Regions from separate parts of the Homo sapiens genome. Here region 2 is linked to region 1. Evidence: chromatin contacts called from ENCODE Hi-C or POLR2A ChIA-PET data. All regions are on one chromosome and are shown on one strand. The core of a region is the stretch at or near the end of the contact, and the rest is flanking DNA. Distances in the headings are between cores, read along the strand shown. Region 1 overlaps MRTFA (myocardin related transcription factor A). Region 2 has its middle 53 kb from the start of MCHR1.

What was found. Hi-C counts contacts between places; a loop is a spot of excess contacts on that map. ChIA-PET counts read pairs that join two places held with the same protein, here RNA polymerase II (POLR2A). Pooled maps may share reads with other maps.
Region 2: a loop to region 1 is called in a pooled map, with 2.2 times the contacts of the local background. The contact joins two enhancer-like sites. A Hi-C loop is called at or near these places in 5 of 50 pooled maps. POLR2A ChIA-PET finds 5 or more read pairs at or near these places in 6 of 52 experiments (AG04450, OCI-LY7, activated T-cell and 3 more).

The regions. Positions count from the first base shown.
Region 1 is chr22:40,523,481-40,526,808 of GRCh38, reverse strand. The region is part of intron 3 of MRTFA (myocardin related transcription factor A); the gene reads left to right. MRTFA-AS1 (MRTFA antisense RNA 1) reads right to left here. Exons shown (of 4, transcript NR_109965.1): 3 at 3,091-3,284; 4 at 102-590. Among named protein-coding and RNA genes, the nearest start is that of MRTFA-AS1, 3.3 kb to the right of the region's middle. Within about 2 kb of position 1,773, at least 3 of the 41 ENCODE cell types and tissues checked have a DNase peak (open chromatin) inside an H3K27ac peak, as active enhancers do.
Region 2 is chr22:40,731,212-40,734,539 of GRCh38, reverse strand. No RefSeq gene overlaps it. Among named protein-coding and RNA genes, the nearest start is that of MCHR1, 53 kb to the right of the region's middle. RefSeq lists a silencer at 3,067-3,225. Within about 2 kb of position 1,664, at least 19 of the 41 ENCODE cell types and tissues checked have a DNase peak (open chromatin) inside an H3K27ac peak, as active enhancers do.

The sequences.
Region 1 (3,328 bases), core at 524-3,023:
TTAGGTATATTGTTTGATTTTCACAACAACTTTTTGCAGTGTCTGTATCTTCACAATTTACAGAGGAAACTGAGGTTCAAAAGCTTAAGGACACACAGTAAGAGATGGAACAGGTGTTTAATTCAGCTTTTTGAGTTTAAACACGATTACATTATCCATTTAAAATTAATCAGGTCATATCCCTCCTTGCTCAGAACCTGCCAGTTATTCTCATTCACTGAAAAAGCCACAGTCCTTATACTCGTCTACAAAGTCCCACATGAACTGCTTTGTAACTCTTATTTTATCTGCTTCTCTTCTCTCCCTTGCTTGTTTTACCCCAACCATATTGGCTTTGTTTGTTGTCCCTGAGCACCTTAGCTCGCATATCAGGGCTTTTGTACTTGTTATTCCTTCTATTTAGAGCACGTTTCCCTGAGTAGCCTCATGGCTTGTTCCCGCATCACCTTGAGATTTTTGATCAGATGTTACTTTTGGGCCTGTTATGGTGGCTCACACCTATAATCCCAGCGCTTTGGGAGGCCGAATGGGGAGGATCACTTGAAGCCAGGAGTTCAAGGCTAGTCGGGCATCATGGTGAGATGCTGTCTCTGTGAAACAGCAACAACAACAACAACAACAACAAATTAGCCAGGCATGATGGCATGTGCTTGTAGTACCAGCTACACAGGAGGCTGAGTGGGGAGGATCAGTTGAGCCCAAGAATTTGAGGTGGCAGTGAGCTATGACTGTGCCACTGCACTCCAGCCTGGGTGACAGAGCAAGACCATGTCTCTTAAAAAAAAAAAAAAGTTACTTTTTTAGTTAGGCGCACTCCCTGACCATCCTATTTTGTAAAACCTTGCTTTTATTTTCCTTCATACCACTTATTTGCAGAATAGATAGTTCATTTGTTTATTGGTTGTGGCTGTCTCTTCGTAGAATGTAAGTGCCACAAGGAGGATTTTTTTTTTCCTCTTTGATTCTCTGCCTTGTGTATAAGAATACTTCGTGTATTGTAAGCACTTAATAATTGTTGAATGGGTGATTTAGCAAAATCATTAGGATATTTTTTAGGTTAAGTATGTTCCTGAGACCATGCCTTGTAAATATTTGTATAGCGTGCCCTAACTGAAGAGGCACTACAGTATAGAGCATTGTTTTCAAAGTGTGGTCTGAGGACCCCTAGGTGTCCTTGAAACATTTTCAGTGGGTATGAATCAAAATTTTATGTATTTATACTAAAATGTAATTTCCCTTTCTTACTGTTGTTCTTTCATAAGTGTACATTGTAGTTTTGGTTTTTTATATTTTTATAATTTTTTTGTGAGACAGGGTCTTGCTCTGTCGCCCCCTGCTGGAGTGCAGTGGTGGGATCTCGGCTCACTGTAACCTCTGTCTCCCGGGCTCAAGCAAACCTCCCCGACAGCTTCCTGTCTAACCCAGGAGTTCAAGACCAGCCTGGGCAACATAGCAAGATTCCATCTTTACAAAAAATTTTTTAAAATAATTTTTAAAATGTGGAATAATGTTTACCACTTATCTCTATAATTCTAGAAAAGTGGCTTTGAGGCTATACACCAGAATATGAATAACTTTCTCTGAGTAGTGAGATTTCATAGGGGACATTATATTTTTTCCATCTTTTGGGTTTTCCTGTATCTTTCTGATTTTCTATGATGAGCATACATTTCTTTTGTATTCCAATAAAGCTTATGTTGGCTGGGCACAGTGACTCACCCCTGTAATCCCAGCATTTTGGGAGGCTGGGGCGGGCGGATCACTTGAGGCCAGGAGTTTAAGACCAGCCTGGCCAGTATGGCGAAACCCCATCTCTACTAAAAATACAAAAAAATTAGCTGGGTGTGGTGGCCCATGCTTGTAATCCCAGCTACTTGGGAGGCCGAGGCAGGAGAATTGCTTGAACCTGGGAGGTGGAGGTTGCAGTGAGCCGAGATTGCGACATTGCACTCCAGCATGGGTGACAAGAGCAAAACTCTGTCTCAAAAACATACACACGCACACGCACAAAAATAAATAAAGCTTATGTTAAATTGTGTGTATGCACATACACAGGTAGGTACAGTTAAAAGAGGAAGAAGATGGATGGAAGCATAATGATTAGGAGATAGAGCTGTTAATTTGGAACCTCTGCAGTCAAAGTGCTCCCTCCACTGACCAAATACTGCATGATAAGGAGGCACTCCATCTCATTAAACTGTTCCCTCTGACCAGTTGAGTTTGTATAAATCTCTTTTACATTTTTGCCTTTGTTTCTATTTTGTAAGACTTATTGAAATTTATCTTTGCAGTGTTTGTGTTAGGCCATGTTCTTGGCAGAGCTGTGGCTCCTTCCTGTGTACACTCATTTACTCTCAATTTGCTGAACCTCTCAGAAGTTTTCTGTCAAAAAACAACACGTTAAATTTTTTGTTTGCTTTTGTTGGGTAAGAATAATCTGATTTGTTGTAGGCATAAAATGGTGGTGTTAGTATACAATGTTTTAATTATTTTTTTGTGTAGCTTTTATTTTTGAGCCAGGGTCTCACTCTGCTGCCCAGGGTGGAGTGCAGTGGCATAATCACAGCTCATTGCAGGCTGGACCTCCCCAGGCTCAGGTGGTCCTCCCACCACAGATTCCTGAGTAGCTGGGACTGCAAGTGCACATCACTAGGCCCAGCTAAAAAAATTTTTTTTAATGAGAGACAGGTTTTCACTATGTTGCCCAGCCTGTTTTAATTTTTTGAAAGTGCATTTCTGCAATATATTTTGCTCATTGACTATAGGGTGTGAAAATTGTCCTTAACAATTCATGATGCTGTATCTTTCTGATTTTCTGTTTTTCTGTTTTTCCTTGCAAATAGGATCTTGAGGAACTAAAATATTAATTAAACTTGATTTTTTGAACTGTTTTCTTAGTATATTCTCTTGGGAATCGATAAGATTATATTCCTCAAATCAGTGCCATAAGACTAATTTATTTGGTTATGTAAAGTACTGAAAACTTAGGTATCAACATTAATTAGGTTACTCAAACAGATACTATGTCCGTATTCTTCTAATACCTTGCTACTCAAAGTATGTTCCAAGGTCTGGCAGCCTTTGTATCACCTGGAAGCCTATTAGGAATGCAGAATCTCAGACGCCACCTCAGACCTGCGGAATCACAATCTGTTTTAAAAAGATTATTTGCCGGGTGCAGTGGCTCACAGCTGTAATCCCAACACTTTGGGAGGCCAGGGTGGGCAGATTGCTTGATGTCAGAAGTTTGAGACCAGCCTAGGCAACATGGTGAAACCTCATCTCTACAAAAAATGCAAAAATTAGGCAGGCATGGTGATACACACCT
Region 2 (3,328 bases), core at 415-2,914, 210 kb before region 1:
GGGTTTATTCTCCCACCTCAGCCTCCCTAGTAGCTGGGATTACAGGTGTGCGCCACCATGCCTGGTCAAGTTTTGTATTTTTAGTAGAGACAGGGTTTCACCATGTTGGTCAGGCTGGTCTTGAACTCCTGACCTCGTGATCTGCCTGCCTCGGTGTCCCAAAGTGCTGGGATTACAGGTGTGAGCCACGGCGCCTGGCCAGGCTTTGTGTTTTCTATTGGCTGTCATCACAGTCCAGCCTGTTTATTTCCATCTGAGGGAAGCAGATTCATTCTCTTATTGTATCCCGTTCTGTCACGTTCACACTACTGAGTGTCACTTTATTAACTGTAAATTCCAAGGGAAAACATCTCTGTTTCAGCAGAGATCTACATTTCACATGACTAAGTGGCCTTTCTAGGGAGGCCACTCTGTGGTATGTTGCGTTCCCTAAGAGACAGGCTTGTAGCTATAGAAACTGTAACCTTGTGTAGCCAATGGTGTGGCAGGGGTAGCGCTGACTTTGTTGATTTCTTTCTTCTTCACTGTGGTTCAAAATACCTGGGGACATTGCTGAAATAACTGAAAGATGGTTCCCCTTCCCCTACTGCCCCAACTGTGTCTTTTGCCCTTCTGTATCATTAGATGTAAAACTCAGGAGATTTTTTATTTTTATTTTTGAGACAGGGTCTCATTCTGTCACCCAGGCTGGAGTGCAGTGGTGCAGTCTCGGCTCACTGCAACCTCCGCCTCCCAGGTTGAAGCGATTCTCCTGCCTCAGCCTCCTGTGTAGCTGGGATTACAAGCACATGCCATCACGCCTGGCTAATTTTTGTATTTTTAGTAGAGATGGGGTTTCGCCGTGTTGGCCAGGCTGATCTTGAACTCCTGATCTCAAGTGATCCTCCCACCTCGGCCTCCCAAAGTGCTGAGATTACAGGCATGAGCCACCACGCCCAGCAGGACCTGGTATCTTCTAAATCAGAGTAGGATTTTGTTTCACAGGTCCTCGAGATTAGGAAAAGAAATAAGTAAAATAAAATAAAGAGGCCAGACAGGGTGGCTCACAACTATAATCCTAGCACTTTGGGAGGCTGAGGCGGGTGGATCACCTGAGGTGAGCAGTTCAAGACCAGCCTGGCCAACATAGCGAAACCCCATCTCTACAAAAAATACAAAAATTAGCCGGACGTGGTGCTGAGCGCCTGTAGTCCTGGCTGCTCCGGAGGCTGAGGCGGTAGGATCGCTTGAGTCCAGGAAATTGAGGCTGCCGTGAGTGGAGATCATGCCACTGCACTCCAGTCTGAGTGACAAAAAGACCCTGTCTCAAAAAAAAAAAAAGAAAAGAAAAGAAATGAAAAAGAGAGAGAGAGTAAAGGGTGAGAGTGCAAGAGTGGATTAAAAAAAGTAATAATAAAGAAAAAAAAGTTTGACTTTGCTGGAATTGTTACAAGAATGTTGTCTCAGGAAGACAAAACAGAAGGTAAAAGCAAGCAAGGGTGAATGATACTGGCAGGCTGCAGACAGACCGTGTGTCCAGAAGGAACTATTTGCACTTTAGAGAAAGGACACCAAAGAAAGAAAAGAGCAGTAATTCCCCAGGGCTGTGTAAGGGAGGGGAGCTGCCAAATCTGGTGGAGGAGAGTATTACAGTCACTAGGGCGGTGCGTCCTGCCCCGAGGCAGGAACAGGCAGTTTCTTGTTTATTCAGCACACACAGATTGAGTGCTTACTGTGAACCAGGTGCTCCGGCTCAGGTGCTAGGAGGTGAAAGGTAAGTAGGCTCTGCCCTCGCCTCTCACGTTTTGGGGAGGCTGAGGCACAACCTCGGAGGAGTCTGTGATTCCAAGTTCACAAAGCCCGCAGGGTAACTCAATATTGCAAAAGGCTGCTGCAGGCCTGAGACCACAACTGCCACAGCCCTCTCCTCATCTTTTTGACTTGTAAGTAATTGTGACTCCTGCAATCCAGGCTAACAAAGTAAGAGAGATAGTTGTTTGGTCCAAATACTCTTAATTGATCCTATGAAATCCATTTTGCTGTGCAAAGGAAGTTGGGCAATATTCTAGTCTAGGCTCGGCCCACAGAGAATTTATACAAGAATCCTATAAACCAGGCCAGGTGTGGTGGCTCACACCTTGAATCCCAGCCCTTCTGGAGGCCAAGGCGAGAGGATCTCTTGAGACCAGGTGTTCAAGACTAGCCTGGGCAACATAATGAGACTGCATCTCCACAAAACGTTTTTTTTTTTTTTTGAGACAGTCTCACTCTGTTGCCCAGGCTGGAGTGCAGTGGCACGATCTCAGCTTACTGCAACCTCTGCCTCAGCCTCCTGAGTAGCTGGGATTACAGGCGCCCGCCACTACGCCCAGCTAATTTTTTGTATTTTTAGTAGAGACGGGGTTTCACCATGCTGGCCAGGCTGGTCTTAAACTCCTGACCTCGTGATTCTCCCGCCTCAGCCTCCCAAAGTGCTGGGATTAAAGGTGTGAGCCACCGCGCCTGGCCCACAAAACATTTTAAAAGTCCAGGCACGGTGGTATTCGCCTATAGTCCCAGCTACTCAAGAGGCTGAAGTAGGAGAATCACTTGAGCCCAGGAGGTCGAGGCTGCAGTGAGCCATAATCATACCACCGCACTCCAGCCTGAGTGACAGAGCAAGACCCTGTCTCTAAAAAAAAAACCAAAAAGAATTTTATAAGACAAAATATCACAGTAATGTTTTCAGCCTCTTCCCGACAGCGACCCTATTCCATCATTCTGGAGACCCACCTTACAACACCCCCTCCCCACCCTCCTTCATGCAAAGGAAACTGCTGACATCCTGCTTGACAGAGCAGTTTGTGGTTTTGTTTGTGTGTATTTGATTAGTGTTAGTCAGGTGACTCAGTCCCTAAGAACCCGACCTAGTTTTACGTGCACCAGAAAAGGTGTGCTCGAGGCCAGATGTGGTGGCTCACGCCTGTAATCTCAGCACTTTGGGAGGCCGAGGTAGGCGGATCACCTGAGGTCAGGAGTTCGAGACCAGCCTGGCCAAGACAGAGAAATCCCATCTCTACCAAAAATACAAAATTAGCCAGTCATGGTGGCACATGCCTGTAATCCCAGCTACTCGGGAGGCTGAGGCAGGAGAATTGCTTGAACTCGGGAGGCAGGGGTTGCGGTAAGCTGAGATCACACATTCCAGCCTGGGCAACAAGAGCAAGGCTCCGTCTCAAAAAAAAAAAAAAAAAAAAAGCCAGGTGCAGTGGCTCATGCCTGTAATCCCAGCAGGTTTGGGAGGCCGAGGCAGGTGGATCACGAGGTCAGGAGATCGAGACCATCCTGGCTAACGCGGTGAAACCCCGTC